Linked DNA regions of Homo sapiens: region 1 is linked to region 2. A link is an interaction called in ENCODE POLR2A ChIA-PET data of the cell type or tissue named here. Cell type or tissue: MCF 10A. All regions are shown on one strand. Links, peaks and the distances in the headings refer to the core of each region. The heading gives the core; the rest is flanking DNA.

The links. ChIA-PET counts read pairs that join two places held together with the same protein. Peaks named below come from ENCODE experiments on the same cell type or tissue, not always from the same donor. Only the 100,000 strongest peaks of a DNase experiment are listed, where the experiment ranks them.
Region 1: POLR2A ChIA-PET joins it to region 2 with 5 read pairs; 2 of 35 experiments call an interaction of 5 or more read pairs at or near these places.

What each region holds. Positions count from the first base shown.
Region 1 is chr9:114,438,873-114,443,872 of GRCh38, reverse strand. The region is part of intron 3 of WHRN (whirlin); the gene reads left to right. Among named protein-coding and RNA genes, the nearest start is that of AKNA, 53 kb to the right of the region's middle. In MCF 10A, for the core only: no CTCF peak of the experiment used is centred there; no DNase peak of the experiment used is centred there.
Region 2 is chr9:114,724,356-114,741,599 of GRCh38, reverse strand. No RefSeq gene overlaps it. Among named protein-coding and RNA genes, the nearest start is that of TEX48, 51 kb to the right of the region's middle. RefSeq lists an enhancer at 2,565-2,614. In MCF 10A, for the core only: no CTCF peak of the experiment used is centred there; DNase peaks (open chromatin) are centred at 5,699, 7,599 and 8,589.

The DNA.
Region 1 (5,000 bases), core at 1-5,000, 290 kb after region 2:
ACGTGGAACTGTGAGTCCATTAAACCTGTCTTTCCTTATAAATTATGCAGTCTTGGGTATGTCCTTATCAGCAGTGTGAAAATGGACTAGTACAGGGACCTTCTGGTATTCTGTTCTGTTTGGCTATTCATGAATGCCCACCATGTTTTTGTTACCACAAATATGGGAGGCACACTAATGGACCCTCCAAAATGTCTACATCCGAATCCTCAGAACCTGTGACTATGTTAGGTTATATGGCAGAGGGAATAAAAGCTCCTATTCAGCTGGCCTTGAGGTAGGGAGATGATCCTGGATTATCCTGGTGGGTCGCGTGTCATCACAAGGGTTGTTGAAGTAGAGGTGGGAATCAGAAGGAGGGAACCAGAGAGGTGGCTGTATAAGAAGGCCTTGTTGGTGCGAGGTTGCTGGCTTTGAAGATGGAGGAAGGGGCTACCAAAGTAGGAAAGTAGGAGGCCTCTGGTAGCTTGGAAAGGGCAAGGAATTGGATTGTCCCCCGGACTCTCCAGAAAGGAACTCTGTCCTGCTGACATCTTGATTTTAGCCCAGTGAGACCTATGTTAGATTTCTGACCCCAGAACTGTAAGATAATAAATTCGTGTTGTTTTAAACCACTGAGTTTGTGGTGATTGGTCCAGCAGTGTAGAATACTCATATGATGTGTACAATATTGCCAACACCTATTATAGCTCTTCCCCTTGGGAGGCACTTGGCTCTTGTCTAATATTCTTCCATTGTTTGGTGCTGGCCGCAACAGTACTGCTTTCTTCTTGGTAGGAGTTGGAGGATTCCCATGTATTTGGAAGAGCAGGTCAATTTCTTTCTTTATGGCTATGAAGCACAGAAGTGGAAACACACTCTAGATTCTGATGTCTGATACTCCTCACAAAGGACTGGACCTAGAAGTTTTTTTTTGTTTTGTTTTGTTTAAATCTTTTTATTTTGAAATAATTTCAAGAATACTGCAAAGAACTCCCATATACCCTTGTATTTGTGCGTTTTGCGTTGCTCTAAAGGAATATCCGAGCCTGGGTAATTTATAAAGAAGAGAGTTTTGTCTGGCTCACTGTTCTGCAGGCCGTGCCAGCAACTGCTTTAGGTGAGGACCTCAGGAAGCTTCCACTTATGGCAGAAGGCAAAGGAGAGCAGGCTTGTCACATGGTAAGAGAGGGAGCAAGAGAGAGAGCAGGGAGGTCCCAGACTCTTTTTGACAACTAGATCTCCTGGTAACTCATTACCGTGAGGAGGGCACCAAGCCGTTTATGAGGGATCCACCCCCATGACCCAGACACCTCCCACTAGGCCCACCTGCAACACTGGGGATCACATGAGATTTGTAGGGGACGAATATCCAAACCATATCAGCCCTTCACCCAGATTCACTAGTTTTTCATGTTTCGCCACATTTGCTTTATCTATTTTTCTCTTCTCCCGTCTAAAGCATTGGAGTTGTCTATCTCATGCCTCTTTATTCCTAAATACTTCAGTATTTTTTTTCTCTAAGAACAAGGACATTCACTTAACATAATCACAGAACAATGGTCACAATCAGGACATTTAGCATCAGTACAATGCTATTATCCAATCTGCATAGCCCCAGCATTTGCCATTTGTCCCAATAATGTCCTCTTGTAGCAATTCTTTCTGCTCCCAGTCCAGGAGCCAACCCAGGATCACGTGTTGCATTTTGTTTTTATGATTGTTTAGTTTCATTTAATTTGGAACAGTTCCTCAGCCTTTATCTTCCTATGACATTGATATTTTTGAAACATTCTGGCTCATTATTTTGTAGAATGTTTCTCTATTTGGGATATCTGATGGTTGCTATGATTGGATTAGTTTATGCATTTTGGCAGGATCATGCTAGCTTTGATGTCAGGTCCTTGGTGGGTCCCGTGATGTTAGTTTGTCCCGTTATTAGTGAGGGTAACACTGATCACTTGGGTAAGTAATGTCTGCCAGGTTTCTGTACTGTTTTTCCTTTTATAATAACGTATTTGCAGGTGATATTTTGAGACTGTAAATATTCTGTTCTGTGTCAAAATTTACCTACTAGTTTTCCCTGATTCAGTTGTTTTGCAAAATTTTAAAAAACTCACTTGCTATTTTACTGTAGAGAGGAGCTTTATCCTGTGATTTATTTATTTAGTACAAATATGGATTCATGCCTTCTTACTTTGTTATTTATGATTGGCATTATTTACTTTGATACTCAGAGTGTCCCAGATTTGGATATGGCAGAGCCTTCAGCCTGGCTTCTGTGTCCATTTGACATGCATCTGTCATTTTTAGAGAATTTCCTTACTTTCTGACTCAAGAAGATGGTTCAGGCTCATCTTGTACTTTTCCTGCCCAGCCTTGGAACCAGCCATTCTCCACTAGGCCATGATATTTCTCAATGGGGAATGGCATTTAGATATCAAGATCTGGGGGCTAGATGGGCTTATTGCTACTGAGGTGTCATTACTAACAGGGCTTTTAGTGGACAAAGCTAGGAAATATACATGCCTGCATTTGTACATACAGTCACCCCTTAAACAATGCAGGGCTTAGAGGTGCCAACCTTCCCACACAGTTGAAATTCACATATAACTTTTGATTCTCCAAAAACTTAACTATTGATAGCCTACTATTGACCTGAAGCCTTACCAATAGCCAATTAACACATATATTGTATGTTATATATCTATATACCATATTCTTACAATAAAGCTAGAAAAAGAAAATGTTATGAAGACAATCATAAGGAAGAGAAAATACATTTATAGTGCCTTACTGAATTTATTGATTCCGTAAGTTTACATCATCTGTTTACCAGATGAATCGTCTGTCTGAAATGGTGCCCGAGTGTAGCTGCAGACCTCAATCTGTGGCACATATTAAGCCATGCAACTTTTTCTTATAATGTCATGACTTTCTCTGCTTCTTGGGAGAACTTCCAGCATCACTAGTGGCACTTCATAGGGATCCTATGGTGTTATTCAAGCTTTATGGTAGTGCACAAAATATGTTGAAAAATATATGAGAGCCACGAGAGACCACTTTTTACTATGATATGCAATTTACTGTAGAGACAGACTGCTCATGCAGAGATGATGAGCGGCACACGGCGTTTTAAGCTGATACTTTCAAAACTTGAGCACACTGAACTAGCAACAGAAAGTGGCTTTGAAATTATTACAGTACTACCATGTGTACTTCTGTAAATTTTATGCAGTTATGATTTAATACTGCATTTTAATGTTTGTTTATATTTCTCTTGACTGTGAATGGTGCCATGTATTATCTGCAAGGGTTTGTGTATGTAAGTTTTGATAAATCTTAATTTTTTAGGTCGGGCAGGATGGTTTACACCTGTAATCTCAGCACTTTTTGGGAGGCCGAAGTGGGCGGATCACCTGAGGTCAGGAGTTTGAGACCAGCCTAGCTAACATGGTGAAACCCCATCTCCACTAAAAATACAAAAAAATTAGCTGGGTGTGGTGGTGCACACCTGTAGTCCCAGCTACTCGAGACGCTAAGGCAGAAGAATCACTTGAAACCAGGAGGCAGAGGTTGCAGCAAGCCAAGATTGCATCGCTGCACTGAGCCTGGGCAACACTGTGAGACTCCATCTCAAAAAAAAAATTTCTTCTTAACTTTTAAAAATAATAGATTTGTGGCTGGGTGCAGTGGCTCACGGCTGTAATCCCAGCACTTTGGGAGACCAAGGTGGGCGGATCACTTGAGGTCAGGAATTCAAGACCAGCCTGGCCAACATGGTAAAACCCTGTCTCTACTAAAAATACAAAAATTAGCTAGGCATGTTGGCGCATGCCTGTAATCCCAGCTGGCTGGGAGGCTGAGGCAGGAGAATCGCTTGAACCCGGGAGACGGAGGTTGCAATGAGCTGAGATCACACCACTGCACTGGAGCCTGGGCGACAGAGAGACTCCGTCTCAATAAATAAATAAATATAATAGATTTGTGTATGTTTTATGATAGTAAATTATAAAGTAGACTATCTACACATATTTTATGCATTCATGACATACCTTTTTCTTAATTTTCTCAATATTTCTAGGCTACATGGCTCATCTGTTTTTCCAAATTGTCACAAATCTCCAAAAAAATTCCAGTATATTTAAGAATCTGCATATAAGTGTACCTACACAGTTTAAACCCATATTGTTCAAGGGTCAACTGTATACATATAATACACACTCATATTCATACATGTGTGTACACACATATATCTATGTGTGTGTACATACAGATATACATGAAATATAAATATTTCAATATTTGTCTAAAACGTAAGTTCACTCATACTGATACCTCCTCTTCTAGGCCAACATTACATGGTTCTTCCTAGCTTCTCCCATTTCTTCAACAGTGAGAAATCAAGAACCTACCTTAAGTGTTTACCCATTTGCCCAATTTTACAAGACACAAAAGTAGTTTCAGAATTGCCATGTGAAGTAGAGCTTCTGATTTGTTTGCAGTTTATTTTGTCCTTAAACTGAGGGTTTATGGTCAAAGCAGTCTGTTACTTGGGTTAGTTATTTTGTTTCCCACTTCAGCTGAATTATGTTATTCATATGAACAAGGTTCATTTGTTTTTGCTGGCATTGAATAGGGTTTCCCCCATCTTTATTGATTTAATTTTACTTTCTAAGTACTAAAACATCAAAACTATACAAAAAGGTACACTCCGAGTACGACTCCCCATGTCCCTTCTACCCATTCTCACCTGCTCCTTAAAGGCAACCAAATAAGTTTTTGGTTTATTCCTCTGTTTCTTTTTGTAAAAATAAGCAGATTTATATCTATATGCTTTCTTTCTTCTATAAAAGATAGCATGCTATAGATACTCTTTTGCACTTAATTTTCTTCACCGTATCCTGGAAATCCTGTTATGTCAGTGCACAGAGGTCTTTGTCATTCTTTTCGACAGCCGTGTGTACTCTGCTGTGTGGCTGTACCATACGTTATCCAACCGTTCTCCTCTGTATGGACAT
Region 2 (17,244 bases), core at 5,485-10,484:
CATAGCTTAGCTCCCACATATCAGTAAGAACATACGATGTTTGGTTTTCCATTCCTGAGTTACTTCACTTGGAATAATAGTCTCCAGTCTCATCCAGGTCACTGCAAATGCAGTGGCCTTTTTTCATTTCTTTTTATGACTGAGTAGTATTCCATCATCTATATATACCACAGTTTCTTTATCAACTTGTTGATTGATGGGCATTTGAGTTGGTTCCACGATTTTGCAATCATGAATTGTGCTGCTATAAACATGCATGTGCAAGTATCTTTTCCAAATAATGACTTCTTTTCCTCTGGGTCGATACCCAGTAGTGGGATTGCTGGATCAAATGGTAGTTCCACTTTTAGTTCTTCAAGGAATCTCCACAGTGTTTTCCATAGAGGCTGTACTAGCTTACATTCCCATCAGCAGTGCACAAGTGTCCCCTGATCACCGCATCCATGCCAACATCTACTGTTTTTTGCTTTTTTTATTATGGCCATTCTTGCAGGAGTAAGGTGGTATCGCATTGTGGTTTTGATTTGCATTTCTCTGATCATTAGTGATGTTGTGCATTTTTTCATATGTTCGTTGGCCATTTGTATATCTTGACAGTTGTCTATTCATGTCCTTAGCCCACTTTTTGATGGGATTGTCTGTTTTTTTCTTACTGATTTGAGTTTGTTGTAGATTCTGGATATTAGTCCTTTGTGAGATGCGCAGATTGTGAAGATTTTCTCCCATTCTGTGGGTTTTCTGTTTAGTCTGCTGACTGTTCCTTTTGCCTTGCAAAAGCTCTTTAGTTTAATTAGGTCCCAACTATTTATCTTTGTTTTTATTGCATTTGCTTGCAGGTTCTTGGTCACAAAATCCTTGCCTAAGCCAGTGTCTAGGAGGGTTTTTCCAATGTTATCTTCTAGAATTTTTATAGTTCCAGGTCTTAGGTTTAAATTCTTAATCCATCTTGAGTTGATTTTTGTATAAGATGAGGATCCAATTTCATTCTTCTACATGTGGCTAGCCAAGAGCGAAAAGTATTTTTGTTTCAGATTATTTGAAGGTTGGAGAACTACAAGTGAAGCTACCTCTAGGATCTCTGTTTATATAAAGCTTCATGGCAACAGAGAAGTTGTCTATCTTACACTGTGTCCATTTACTGGCAAGTAGTAGGCAACTCATTGAACATTTGTTGAATGCATGAAAGCCATTATCTTATTACAGTATATGACTTTGGGCAAGTAGTTTTCTAATCAGTTTCCCAGTTCATAAACTAACAAGATTGAATAAATCTATGTCATGGTCTCTTCCAAGTCCAACAATTTTTTATTCAAAGAGAGATCCAAGTAATGCCCACAAAGCATCATATGGGAAAGACTCCCTTCCTTTGCAGCTATTTCTACTGATCAGAAGAACCAGAGGCAAAAAATAATAATAGAAAATTAGAATTTAACATTCCTTTGTGCTCCTCTTCTTCCAAATTACTAGACAATAAAAGAGTTACAAAGGCAGTAAGAAACACAGAGAAAGTCCCTCCTCCCTTGAATTTGCCCTTTGGGGACTAGTGGTGGTTCCTAGTTTCAACCCAAAGTCCATATTCTCTTGTTCTGTTGGAGCCTAGATTTTGAAGTCAGAGAGAGGTGGGTTTCATTGAGCAAGTCATCAAACTCCCCAAGCCTGCATTCCTTATATATAAATTAGGGATAACCATACCCATCCCATAGGATTAAATAAGATACATGCCCAGCACAAAGCCCACTGTATAGGAGATGCTCAGTCAATATTAGTTTCCATGATGTGCCCAATTCCGAACATCTGAGGGGGCAAGCAAATGTAGCAGTGGGTTTTTTTCTAGAAAAGCCCCCACATTGGAATTAGTCATGGTTTCTGGCTACATAATTTCAGATTCTCACTCTCTGCCTCTCCTGGAGATTCTGAGAGTTTCCTAATACCCTTTCAAAAATTCCTTTGCTACTTAAATGAGCCAGAGTGGATTCCACTGTCTGCAACATAGAATCAAGACCATTATAGTTCCTATGGAAGTTCACATTTAACAGATCATTTAGTCCAAATCCCAGAAGAAGAGCTTCATTGGAAAGAAGTGTTTGTCTATCCATGCAGTGTAGCTCCTAGTCCTGACTCTAATACGGTTTCGTATTTTGCCTTAATCAACTCATGTGTAAATTGTCTTATTAGTTCAGCAGGAGCCCCTTAGAAACAGAGGCAGCCTCTTGAGATCCACTGGAAAAGGCCCAGAAGGACAAGTCACAGATGGAGAGGTAAGGTCTTGGGCCTACCACTGGAAACCCACCTAGTCCAAGGTAAGTCCTTTCAATTCCTTAAGTCTTGGTTCCCTGTGAAATAAGAAACTGGCATGTGGCCCAGGGAACTGACATGAAATCAAAGAGAAAATGGACGTGAAGAGCCCTGGTCAATCGCAGATCCAAGAAGCAACTTAAATAGTGTCCACTTCCATCTCTCTTCCCTAGAAGCAGGGATTGAGTCATGGCTTCCTCTTCTAAGGCACTTAACCCAGTGATTAGGTCTCTTGGACCGGGGCAGGACCAACACGTGGGGCATATCGCCCTCTGGTGGGCTTAAATGGAAAGGGTATGGTTTTCAAACGGGCTGCAAGGCTACAAAAACAGAACTCACAGAATCGTGGAATTTCAGAAGTGAAAGAGATCTTTGACACCATTTAGTCTAACATCCTCATTTACTGATGGGACAATGAAAGACCCAAGAGTGAGAGTGACTTGCCTAAGGTCACACCAAGGACAACTGTCAGAGCCAAGGCCAGACCTCAAACCCTCGACCCCCATCCAGGGCCAAGGTCCTTCTCTCTGCCATGAAACACCAAACCTTCATGTTTGTGGTTCATATCCCTACATCCCTGAGCCCTTGACCCAGCTCAGCCATGCTGTCAGCAGCAGCAGGTTAGCTGGATTCTGCCCAAGATTGGGTAATTTCCCCACCCAGTTATATTGTCAAAAAGTTATGTTATTCTCTTTAAAATGTACCATGTTAATGTTTTGCTTTTGGTACAAATAACCCAAGCTATAACTATGGCAACTTCTTGGAAACATGGAAAGAAAACACTTCTCAGCTGGGTGTGGTGGCTCACGCCTGTAATCCTAACACTTTGGGAGGCTGAGGTGGGTGGATGACGAAGTCAAGAGATCGAGACAATCCTGGTCAACATGGTGAAACCCCGTCTCTACTAAAAATACAAAACTTAGCTGGGTGTGGTGGTGGTGTGCCTGTAGTCCCAGCTACTTGGGAGGCTGAGGCAGAAGAATGGCTTGAACCTGGAAGGCGGAGGTTGCAGTGAGCTGAGATCACACCACTGCACTCCAGCCTGGGTGACAGAGTGAGTGAGACTCCGTCTCCATTTAAAAAAAAAAAAAAAAAAGAAAACACTAGTAAGCATAACTGGATAATTCTAAGAGAAAAGAACAACAGAATACCTGATTTCTACACAAGTTAGAGAAAGACCCTTTATTTTAAAGACCAATCTCTGCCACAGGTGTTTATCTATGAAGCTAGAACAGTTCAGAGGGCTTCAAAGCAAACCCTCCTCATGCCAACACAGCTGCCAGCCCACGCATGATTTCCATAAGAACCCACACTCAAGCAGTTCCAATTTGCCATTTTAATAAATGCCGAAAGAAGCGGTCATGTTGGGTCTTTGCAATGGAGAGGAAATGTCCTTTTTAATGGGATTTTTGGAAGTCTTTATTTTCTAAGTCCCTTTGGAAACTAAACACACATAAACACACACACACACACACACACACACACACGGAAAACTTCAACCAAAGTAGGATTCAAATAAGCCACCTGAGTTCTGTCCCCAGAAAGAGCAGGTGGGGGAAAAAGTGGTAAGTAGGTGAGGTGATGGATATGTTAATTAGTTTGATTTAATATTTTATGACATGTATATATATAACCATCACATTATACCTCTTAAACAGATACAATTATTATTCATCAATTGAAAAAAAGAAAAGAAAGGAAGGAAGGATAGAAAAGAAAGAAAGCAAAGAAGGAAGGAAGGAAGGAAGGTAGGGAGGGAGGGAGGGGAAGGGGGGAGGGAGAGGCAGAAGGGGAGGGGAGGGGAGGGAAAGGGAGGGGAGAGGAAGGAAGGGAGAGGAGGGGAGGGAAGGCAGAAAGGAAGGAAGGAAGAGAAAGAAAAAGCAAGAGAAACCTTGAGTGAGTCACTTGTCCTCCCACTCTCTGCATGGCCTAGCTTTCTCGTTGATAGTAGAGGGCCATCAGGTAGGCCCTGCTAGCTTTGCAGGGCTACTGAGAGAATCTAGTGCAGGAGTCCCCAGCCTCCAGGCAGTGGACTGGTACTGTCTGTGGCCTGTTAGGAACCAGGTCACACAGCAGGAGCTGGGCGAGCATTACCACCTGAGCTCCCCCTCCTGTCAGATCAGCAGCAGCATTAGAGCACAAACCTTACTATGAACTGCGCATGAGAGGGATCTAGGTTGTGTACTCTTTATGAGAATCTAATGCCTGATAATCTCAGGTGGAGCAGTTTCATCCCGAAACCATCCCCTCAACCTTGTCAGTGGAAAAAAATGTCTGCCACAAAACCGGTCCCTGGTGCCAAAAAGGTTGGGGACCACTGATCTAGTGGACTTTGTCCAAAGATCACAAAGCAACACAAATGTACAGATTTTTAATCACCCACAGTGGAATAACCTGGCCATTCCTCTCATTTCTTGACGAATCCCTGAAGCTTAGCCTGATTCACTGCTCTGTCTCTTTACTATTATCACTCAATACTAACAATAGCTGATAGCAGCATTATTTTATGAGGTTTGCATGAGTTGAATCAATCATCACAAAAACTCTATAAAGATGTCACTGTTAATCATTACCACTCCAAAGATGGAAAAACTTAGGCTCAGAGAGGTTAAGTAACTTATCCAAGATCGCACAACTCATAAGTGGAAGAGCCAGGGTTGAACTCAAGTCCACCCAACTTCAGAGTCTATGCTTTTAAACCCAACCCCACTCTGAAGATCATCAATTACATATGTGTATGCAGACCAACTTCCTTATCATCCTAGTTAAATTCCAGCAGGGACTAGGACTTCGGGTATCAAAAGTCAAAAATCACTCAAAAGGTTCTGTTTTGGGTTTGAGCCCTGGGTGGTATCCCCCCAGAGGCACATCTAAATTAAGTTTTCATAATCGTTCTAAACATTTTTGTGTCACTCTGCCTCCTTCTAGCAACATAGGCACAGATACTTAATCAGAGCCTGATGGGAAGTAATACCACATTGGAAGCACATTTGGCTTTTTCTCCTTCTGAAAGCAATATGATATTTTTAGAAAGAATAAAGGCTTGGGAGTAAGACAGACCTGGATTAGAGACCCAACTCTGCTGTCTCTTCTACCTGTGTGATCTTGAATGTTATTCATTCTGGGTCTCATTCCCCTAAACTTGAGAAATGTAGAGAATAACATCAGTATCATATTGTTGTCATGAGGATTAACTCAGCCTCAGCTAGAGTTTTTAGCACTGTGTCTGGGAAGCACATAGCAGGCATTTAAGAAATGACAGCAATTAGTAGACAACCAGCCTGCCAAATACAGAGGCTTCCTTTTCTCATGTGCCAACCCCAGTAGCAAGAGGTGAGAGCAGACACTGGGGGAGAAGGAGACAAACATCTGTGACCCACAGCATCCCGTAGCAAGACATGCATGGGTTTTGGACTGATTCCCAGCTCTGTTTTGTGACTTGGGCAAATTACTCAATTTCGCTGAGTCTCAATTTCCTTCCCCGTAAATGGAGGCAATATATCTTCATTACATACCTTCACATTGTTTACCACCTAGTCAAGAAATCAGGATATAGGCGTGAAAATAAAAGGAAGATTACAGCATCTCACATATGAGCTTTTAAAGATACTTCAACGAAAGCTACTGAGTTAAAGATTCTGAACTACCTTTATTTATCGTAAGAAATGAGATAAGCTACAGGAGCTGCTAATGATACAATAAAAGATCAGTTTCTGGAATGTCCTATGACTAGATTGTTTCAAACAAAACAATATTTATTTGCTTAATTTTACTCAAAAAGAGAATTACTTTCAAGCATATTTTACATTTGTACATATCCTTCAAACTTTTTAAATTATAAAAGCATTGTAGGTACATAACTAAGAGAAGCTATTGTAATATACAATAGGAGACATGCACAAGAATGTCAAAAACAATATTCTTGGCAAGGAACCCAACTATCTACCAACAGATAATAAATAAATTATGGTTTTGGTTTTGGTTTTGGTTTTCGAGACAGAGTCTCACTCTGTCGCCCAGGCAGGAGTGCAGTGGCACGATCTCAGCTTACTGCAACCTCCACCTCCCGGGTTCAAGCAATTCTCCTGTCTCAGCCTCCCAAATAGCTGAGACTACAGGTGCATACCACCACACCCAGCTAATTTTTGTATTTTTAGTAGAGACGGGGTTTCGCCATGTTGGCCAGGATGGTCCCAATCTCTTGACCTCATGATCCACCCCGCCCCCCTTGGCCTCCCAAAGTGCTGAGATTACAGATGTGAGCCACCGCACCTGGCCCTAAATTATGTATTTATGCAATGCAACGCTGTGCAGTGAAGACAATGAAATTATAGCTCCAAGCAGCATGGATAAATCCTAGAAGCATAATATTGAATGAAAAGAAGTAACTCTTGGAGTACTACATGTAAGTGTGATACCACTTTTAGAAAGTTAAAACACAAACGATCCTAAATTAGATCATGTTTAGGGGGTACATAGAGAAGTACTGAAGCCCTATTGTTAAAAAAAACAAAGAAGGCCAGGCGTGGTGGCTCACACCTGTAATCCCAGCACTTTGGGGGACCAAGGTGGGCGGATCACCTGAGGTCAGGAGTTTGAGACCAGCCTGGCCAACATGGCAAAACCCCGTCTCTACTAAAAATACAAAAATGAGCCGGGCGTGGTGGCACGCCTCTAGTCCCAGCTACTTGGGAGGCTGAGACAGGAGAATCACTTGAACCCAGCAGGTGGAGGTTGCAGTGAGCCAAGATCACGTCACTGCACTCCAGCCTGGACAACAAGAGCGAAACTGTCTCAAAAAAAAAAAAAAAAAAAAGAAAGAAATGATGTTTTTTAATTTCAGGGTAGTACTTACTGCTGAAAGACGGGTGAAGGAATGGGATTAGGAGCAGCACGTAGATCAATTCAATAGTATTAGAAAAGTTCCCTGTGCGCGGTAGGTTTATCCATTTAAATGTGATTCTTCATAATTTAAAGTAGTCCTAGGGGATACATTCCAAGAACCCCAGTGGATGCCCGAAACTACAGACAGTACCAAACCCTATATGTACTATGGTATGGCTTTTTCAAGACATACACCCCTAGGATGTTTAATTTATAAATTAGGCACAGTCAGAGATTAACAACTAATAATGAAATAGAACAATTATAACAATATGCCAGCATCGCTACTCTTGCATTTTGAAAATGAGGGTCACTTGAATACCCACACTGTAATACCAAGACAGGTTTTCAGATAACTGAAACAGATACTAAATGACTAATGGCCAGGGAGCGTATACAGGGTGGATATGGTGGGATGAGTCATGTCCTAGGTGGAACAGAGAAGGATGGCACAAGTTTTCATCACTCAGGGTGACGCACGGTCTAAAACTTAGGAATTGTTTATTTCTGGAATTTTCCATTCAATATTTTCAGACTGCAGTAGACTGCAGGTAACTGAACTTTTTATTTTATTTTATTTTATTTTATTTTTTGAAACGGAGTCTCGCTGTGTCGCCCAGGCTGGAGCGCAGTGGCGTGATCTCGGCTCACTGTAAGCTCTGCCTCCCGGGTTCACGCCATTCTCCTGCCTCAGCCTCCCGAGTAGCTGGGACTACCTGAGTAGCTGGCACCCACCACCACGCACAGCTAATTTTTTTTTGTATTTGTTTTAGTAGAGACGGGGTTTCACCGTGTTAGCCAGGATGGTCTCGATCTCCTGACCTCGTGATCCACCCACCTAGGCCTCCCAAAGTGCTGGGATTACAGGCGTGAGCCACCGTGCCCGGCAGGTAACTGAACTTTTGAAAAGCAAGACTGAGGACAAGGAGGAACCACAGTACTATATATCTACACATATAGATATGCACATGCATACATATACATAAACTATAATTCCATAATATATGTAATAATGTCACAGTGATAATGTAACTATCATTATGTAACATTATCTTATATATAAAAATATTACATAACATTTTTAAAATCCAAGCTATTCAATGTTGAACTAGGAATTTGATTTCCTTGCTCCTGACCCTGTACTGTTATTGTCTTAAGAATTTATTTTCCCCTGCTTTTCTTGAGCTGTATGGAATTTTTTTCTTATGTCTATTACTTACTTATTTACTAATTTAAAAAGAAATACATTAACGACCTAAGATTAAAGGCTATAAACTTAATTACAGGAATAAAGCAATCCACAAAGGCTACTCTGGGTTCATTCTTCAAAAGTCACATGACAGAGGGTGAAGATTATAATAGCTCTGGACACCAGGGATGATGCATCAATACTCAGAAGGTGTGGCTTGAGCTAACATCCATGCCAAGGCTATTACGACTAGTATATTTCCACAGGCCAAGACTGAACAGGTTTGAATTCCCAAAGAGTTCAATGCATTCTCCTGTGTTATAAGCAGATCAAAGAATAAAATCACTGTTTTGCTGCTCAGGCTGCCGTAACAAAGTGCCACAGACTGGGTGGATTAAACAACAGAAATTTATTTTCTGACAGTTTTGGAGACTGGAAGTCCAAGAACAAGGTGTCAGAAGGCCTCTCTCCTTGACTTGCAGATGATCAGTTTCTCACCGTGTCTTCACATGGTCTATGTGAGTCTAAACCCTAATTTCCTCTTCTTAGAAGGACAACAATTATATTGGACTACAGCCCATCCCAATGACCTTATTTAATCTTAATTACCTCTTTAAAGACTTTAATCTCTAAATATAGTTACATTCTGAAGTACTGGGGGTTAGGATTTCAACATGAATTTTGGAGTACACAATTCAACCCCTAACAGTCACCAAGGAAGCCCTCCCTGGAAAATGATAGGCCTGCTTATATTTCAAATTAGACCAGCATTGTCTAAGAACATTTTGCATAATAATGAAATTGTTTTATATCTACACCATCCAATTGGGAGATGTTGGATATGTCTATGACCTTGATTGTGATGACAGCACAGGTGTGTGCCTTTTGCCCGAACGCAACAAATTGTGCACATCTGTATGTGCAGGTCTTATATGCCAATTACATCTCAACAATGTTATCTTTAAAAAAAGAAAGACAAATGTTTCCTGACTGCACTTACATGAGGTATCTAAAATAGTCAACTCCTAGAATCAGAGTGGAATGGTGGTTTCCAAGGGGCCGAGGGAAGGGAGAAATTGCCCCCATGTCTTCCTTCAAAATGCCAGCTCCTTCCCACTCAAGGCCTTTACACTTGCTATTTCTTCTGCTTGGAGGCATCTCCCCCAAGATCTTTGAATGATGGTTTCCTTCTTGCCATCCAGGCCTCATATCAAGCACCACCTCCTCAAAAAGCCTTCCTTCATTTTCCTGTACAAACTAGTGGAAATATACTAGTCTTGATGGCCTTGGCATGGATGTTAGCTCAAACCACGCCTTGTGAGTATTGACACATCATTGCTGGTGTCTGGGGCTATTAGTCTTTACCCTCTGTCATGTGACTTTTGAAGAATGAACACAGAGTAGCCTTGTGGATTACTTTCTTCCTATATTAAGTTTATAGCCTTTATCCTTAGGTCCTTAAGGTACTTCTTTTTAAATCAGAATAGACAGGTTTCCCCTAATCCTATCACTTCATTTTTTTTCTTTTTCTTTCTTTTTTTTTTTTTAAACAGGGTCTCACTCTGTAGCCTAGGCTGGAGTGCAGTGGCGCGATCTTAGCCCACTACAACCTCTGCCTCCCAGGATCAAGCGATCCTCCCGCCTCAGCCCCAGCAAGTAACTGGGACTACAGGAACATGCTACCATGCCTGGCTAATTTTTTGTACTTTTTTTTATAGAAACAGGGTTTCTCCATGTTGCCCAGGCTGGCCTCAAACTCCTGGGCTCAAGCAATCTGCCCACCTTGGCCTTCCAAAGTGCTGGGATTACAGGCATGAGCCACCACACCCCACTTCATTTTATTTTTATTATATTTAATCCTATCTGACATCATCTTGTTTATTTGTTATTTATTGTCTGCCTCCCCTTCCCCATGCCCACTGTATCACAGGCTCCATGAGAGCAAGGACTTTGTCTGTCTTGCCTGCTGCATTCTTCCTGGTTCCTGGATAAGGGATAGGATCTCAACAAATATCCCATGAAGGAAGGATGGCTAGATGGATAACTGGCTGGATGGATAGGTGGGTGGATAGGTGGATGGATAGATCGGGGTGGAGGTGGGGGGTGGGTGGGTGGGTGGATGGGTGGATGGATGGGTAGGTGGATGGGTGGATGGATAGTGGGTGGATCGATGGATGGTAGAAGGGTGAATGGATGATGGACAGATGGATGGATAGATGGGTGGATCGATGGATGTTAGAAGGGTGAATGGATGATGGATGGATGGATGGATGGATGGATGGATGGATGGATGGGCGGGTGAAAAGATGGAAGCATGGATGGATGATGAGTAGATTGATACCCCCTAGAAAGCCAGCCAACAGCCTGGGCCTCAGCCAGTCAACAGAATTGAGGAGACCACATTGCACCCAGAAATCCAAGCAGACATTCACAGGGTAACTGATTATTTATGTGGAGTCCCACAGCTTGCTCACTTTCACAGCCTCATCTGAACAAGACAGCATCTTACACAAATCCCCCTCCCTGGAGTGAGGAGAGAGTGATCAGGTGTCGTTGGTGCTCACAAACTTAACAGTTCTGGGGAACTAACCTGGCACCAGACACACAATCTATAAAACTGCTCCTGCCCAATGTAAAATAATTTAGTTCTGAGGAGTGTACCCAAGGAAATAATCCCAAAGGAAGGAGGGACTGGTGAGGAGTAACTTTATATCTTTATATTATAGAGTAGTGTTTTTAAAAAATCGCAAACACATAGCAACAAGAGAACAGATAAGCAGCTTGTGTGGCACATTATATAGGTACACAATTTTTTATCTGAAATCTTTAGGGCCTAATGTATTTTGGAAATCAAAATGTTCCCAATTTTAGAAAATCTATTTTTGCTTATATTCTATTGTATATCATACCCAGCAGAGTCTAGGGCGATACATCAAAGACACTAGTAGCAGCAGCAAAACAGATACACAGTCATCATAAGTGGGATCAATAAAGAATACAAATAGCCTCATATCTGTTCAGGTGAGGTTAGGAAAAAGAACTTTCTCAGCAGAAGAACTGGTTTATGAAGCTTCACAGATTTCAGAAATGCAGATAAGAGATGTGGACTTAACTAATTTATTTTTATTTTACTTTAAGTTCTGGGCTACATGTGTAGAACGTGCAGGTTTGTTACATAGATATACATGCGTCATGGCGGTTTGCTGCACCTATTCAACCGTCACCTAGGTTTTAAGCCCAGCATGCATTAGGTATTTGTCCTAATGCTTTCCCTCCCCTTGCTCCCCACCCCATGACTGGCCCCAGTGTGTGATGTTCCCCTCCCTGTGTCCATGTGTTCTCATTGTTCATTGACAAGGGCACAATGCAGACTTTTAGGCTGATGAGAAGATTGGCTTTCATTATGTGGTAATACTGAAGAACTTATTTGAAAAAAAAAAAAAAAAGAAAGAGAAATAGCACTGTCGATAGAATATGCTCCATTGACATGTAAAATAGATACTAACAAGGACTGGGAGAGGACCTGGGCCATGGATTCTCAGTCTATGAGGCTGGACGTACGTGGATGAAAGGAAAAGTGAGGGCACAGGTAGGTGTGGGAGGTTGAGGGGTTGCAGGGTAAGACAGACCAGGAAACAGGGCATCAAAACTGCCGCCTTCTTCTTGATATTCCTCCCCACTCAGAGCCTCCCAGAGAATGGGGAAGCCAGCACAGAAAACCAGGACTCTGTTCAGCAATAGAAAAGGGGTTGCAGGGCACCATTCTACGACATGCACTATAAATCACATGCAAAGATTTTTAGTGGGGTCCCTTGCTGGGGGCACCAAAGGAATGTTCTTACCAGGGCCCAAATCCATTCTCAGTGGTTCCAACTCTATTGCAGTGAAGACCTCAGGGAACTCTGTCCACAGGAAACAATGTCAGAGGTCCTGTTGAGTAAGTAGCTGACCTGATTTTTCCTGGTGCAGACAGAGTTGGTGGAAGCAGGTGATGCCAAGGAAGTTGCTCTGATCTGAAATTTGGAAGGCAAGAGCATTCATCCTGGGTCAGCTTTCAAAACATCCTTTCGAAATATGTGGTCTCCCTCTTCAGTCTCTCCTTATCCCAAGTAAATAAAACTCCAGGTGCCATTTTTAAATTTCATTATTTTAATTGACGTATAATAATTGTACCTATTTACAAGGTACATAGTAATGTTTTGATACATATAATGTATAATGAACAGATTAGGGTAATTAGCATATGCATCGACTCAAACATTCATCATTTCTTTGTGTTGGGAACATTCAATATCTTCCTCCTAGTGATTTGAAACTATATGATATGGTTTGCCTCTGTCCCTACCCAAATCTCATCTTAAATTATAGCTCCCATAATTCCCACTTGTTGTGGGAGAGACCCAGTGGGAGATAACTGAATCACGGAGGCAGTTTCACCCATTACGTTCTGTTGATAGTGGATAAGTCTCATGAGATCTGATGACTTTATAAGGGGTTTCCCCTTTCACTTGGTTCTCTTTCTCTCCTGTCTGCTGCCATGTAAGACGTGCCTTTCACCTTCCACCATGATTTTGAGGCCTCCCCAGCCATGATGAACTGTGAGTCCATTAAATCTCTTTCTTTATAAATTACCCAGTCTTGGGTATGTCTTTATCAGCAGCATGAAAACAGAATAATACACTAAATAATATATTATTGTTAACTATTGTCACCCTACAGTGTTATAGGATGCAGAACTTACTCCTTCTATCTCACTGTAATTGTATGTCCTTTAACACAAGCTCTTTCTTTTAGAAATCATCCTGCCAGGTGCTAGAGAGGATGTGGAGAAATAGGAACAGTTTTACACTGTTGGTAGGACTGTAAACTTGTTCAACCATTGTGGAAGTCAATGTGGCGGTTCCTCAGGGATCTAGAACTAGAAATACCATTTGACCCAGCCATCCCATTACTGGGTATATACCCAAAGGATTATAAATCATGCTGCTATAAAGACACATGCACATGTATGTTTATCGCGGCACTAGTCACAATAGCAAAGACTTGGAACCAACCCAAATGTCCAACAATGATAGACTGGATTAAGAAAATGTGGCACATATACACCGTGGAATACTATGCAGCCATAAAAAATGATGAGTTCATGTCCTTTGTAGGCACACGGATGAAACTGGAAACTATCATTCTCAGCAAACTATCACAAGGACAAAAAACCAAATACCGCATGTTCTCACTCATAGGTGGGAATTGAACAATGAGAATACATGGACACAGGAAGGGGAACATCACACACTGGGGACTGTTGTGAGGTGGGGGGAGGGGGGAGGGATAGCATTAGGAGATATACCTAATGCTAAATGATGAGTTAATGGGTGCAGCACACCAACATGGCACATGTATATATACGTAACAAACCTGCACATTGTGCACAAGTACCCTAAAACTTAAAAGTATAATAATAAAATTTAAAAAAAAAAAGAAAGAAATCATCCTGCCAACAGCCAGAAAGTAAACAAGAAAGTGACCCCTGTCAAGGAAAGGAAATTTGAGGCCTGGCTGACATCATCTGGGTTGTACTGTCTGCTATGTCTCTCCCTAGTGTTCCTTCATAAACCATGAAGATATTCTGAAGATTTCTGGATTGAGATGATAAGATTCTGGGGTTCATCAGCTAAGAACATCTCACTGATCTGCAAATACCTCCTTGGACACAAAAGCAGAAAAGAATGACAGCCTTGAGGTTACACACACAAGGGCCCTGGAGCCAGCAGGCCTGAGTGCAAATTCTGGCTGCTTTCCAGTGGCTGTGTGACCTTCGGTGAGTTGCTTCACCCATCTGTGCCTTAGTTTCCCTATCAGTTGAAATGAGGATAACGATAACACCTACATTAAAGAGTTATATGAGAATTTAAAAAGAAAATCCACAAACTGCAATGAATACAATGCTTAGCACGTGTATGAGCCCGAGAGAAGCCAGTTTTCACTGGTAACATGCCAGTGTGTGAAGGCTGAGGCTGGCTCTGTTGCCATTTGAACTTTTTTTTTTTTTTTTTGAGACAGAGTCTTACTCTGTCACCCAGGCTGGAGTGCAGTGGTGCAACCTCAGCTCACTGCAACCTTCATCTCCTGGGTTCAAGTGATTCTCCTGCCTCAGCCTCCAGAGTAGCTGGGATTACAGGCACGCGCCACCACACCCAGCTAATTTTTATATTTTTAGTAGAGACGGGGTTTCACCATGTTGGCCAGGCTGGTCTCGAACTCCTGACCTCAAATGATCCACCCGCCTTGGCCTCCCAGAGTGTTGGGATTACAGGCATGAGCCATCCCACCCGGCCACTGCCATTTGAACTTTTGCTCATGCCCAGGTACTACGTGCTGGGCCCCTTTCTTTGACTCCAAGATGCTCAAACACAGGGAACCTCTGTTGTCTCACAACAACCCTTCAATTTGGGGATCCTTATCCTAATTTATATAGAAGGAAACTGATAATCATGCAAGAGAAATGACTGGCCCAAAACCATACAGGTTCTCAGATAAAGCAGGTATTTTAACCAGGCTTTCTGACTCCAACATGCAGAGTTTTTTCACAGCATGATTGTCCCAAGGAAAAATTTTTAGTGGGCAATCTACACCCTTGGAAAGAAAAGTTTGATTTTCACAGACAAAAGACATTGGAATACACAACTGGTGAGTGAGGTAGATTAGTGAGTAGATCATAGAGAGATTTCACCTTGAAATAGAAAACAGACTTCAGGATCATGGACAAATCTTGTTGCCAAACTGGGCCTCAGTTTTCTCATCTGTAAAACGAGTTTGTTGGACAACATGACCTTGAAGGGACCTTCAGAAAAGGTTTGAACAATAGTGACCCCAGGGATATTATGCTTGTTGCTGGATATGTAAAATATGGCTATATTTTGTTAAAACGATTGGTAACTTCATTGCATAGGCACTCAGGAAACAACAAGGGTAATCATTTTGTTTTATAGGAAAAAAGAACAGGACCCAGAAAGGTATTAAATCTTACTGAGGAAAAACAACTCCCCACCGCCTCCTGCCTCATCCCCAGAGACACTCTCAGAATTTGTTTATTCAAGAGACATAATCAGTAACATCATCTAAAATTAGCAACAGAGCTTCCTCTGTCTCCCACTTCATCATTTCTGAGAGTTTCTATAGATTGGAGAATTGCTTATAATGATGATGGAATAACTCATTTTAAAAATCGCAAACTGAGAAAACAAGTTTACTGCCTTATTTTTGAATAGTTTGGGCCTGAAAGGAAAATTCTGTCTTTCACCAAATAAAAGGAAAAAAGGCAATTATCTGAGATGAAAACCCCCAGCCCATCACTGTGCCTCTGGAAAATGAAATTCATTGATCAGAGTTAAAGTTCCAGGCCTGGGTGGAAAAAAAATAAGGTCCCTGCATCATTAATTTCAATAGAATCTAAAATAATGGGATGCAGCCAGGCAAAAACACAATGAAATCGAATGTTCCCTGTTCCCTAAGTCACCTGCTCCCAGAATGCAGTGAGGTAGAAGACACAGGCACACTTTCAGCTGTCCAGAGACAGGGCTTTCCAAGCTGCTGGGCTTTCTTCTAATTATGATATATTTCAAACATTCAGAAAAATGCATAGAATCTTACAATAAATACTCCCACACTAACCCAGATTTAATCAATGTTGACATTTTGCCATTTTGACAAAATGCCCTCAAAAGCATTCTAAAGCAATAAAATGTCACAGGTATAGTATGCTGGAAATTCCTTCACTGCTCATCCATCCTCCCAGCCCCTTTTCTCCTTCCCCAGAGATAACTAATATTCTGCTGTATAATAATAATCTGATATAGGTATATGCAGTTCCTCCCTGTGGGTTTTTATACACACTATATATGTGTTGTCCTGCTTATCTTTCCCTACTGTGGTAAAACACACATAACATGATAAAATTTAACATTATAGGGTCTCTCTCTGTTACCCAGGCTAGAGTGCAGTGGTATGATCTCAGCTTACTGCAGCCTCAACCTCCAGGGCTCAGGTGATCCTCCCACCTCAGCCTCCTAAGTAGCTGGGACTACAGGCGCATGCCACCATGCTCAGCTAGTTTTTGTAATTTTTGTAGATATGGAGTTTCACCATGTTGCGAAGGCTGGTCTCAAACTCTTGGACTCAAGTGATCAGCCCGCCTCCCAAAGTGATGGGATTTCAGGTGCGAGCCACCACATCCAGCTTTAACCATTCTGAAGTGTATAATTCAGTGACATTTAGTACATACAAAGTATTGTGCAACTATCACCACTATCTAGATCTAGAATATTTTTATCAGCCCAGAAGGAAACCTCATGCCATCTAAGCAATCAATCATTCCTCATTCTCCCCTCTCCCTAGCCCCTGGCAGCCACTAATATAACTTTTGTCCCCATAGATTGGCCTATAATGGACTTTTTTGTTTTTCAGACAAGGTCTTGCTCTGCTGCCCAGGCTGGTGTACAGTGGAATGATTACAGCTCAGTGCGGCCTCAACCTCCTGGGTTCAAGTAATCCTCCCACCTTAGCCTCCCGAGTAGCTGGGACCACAGGCATATGCCACCATGTCCAGCTAATTTTTTTATTTTTTATAGATACAGGACGTCACTTAGCTGCCCAGGCTGCTCTTGAACTCCTGGACTCAAGCAATTCTCCTGACTTGGCCTCCCAAACTGCAACAGGCATGAGCCACTGCACACGGCTGATGAGCTTTTTATACAAGCAGAATCATGAAATATGAGATTTTTGTGACTGACTTTTTTCATGTAGCATAATGCTTTCAAGGTTCATCCATGTTATGGCATGTATCAGTACTTCATTCCTTTTTATGGCCAAATAATATT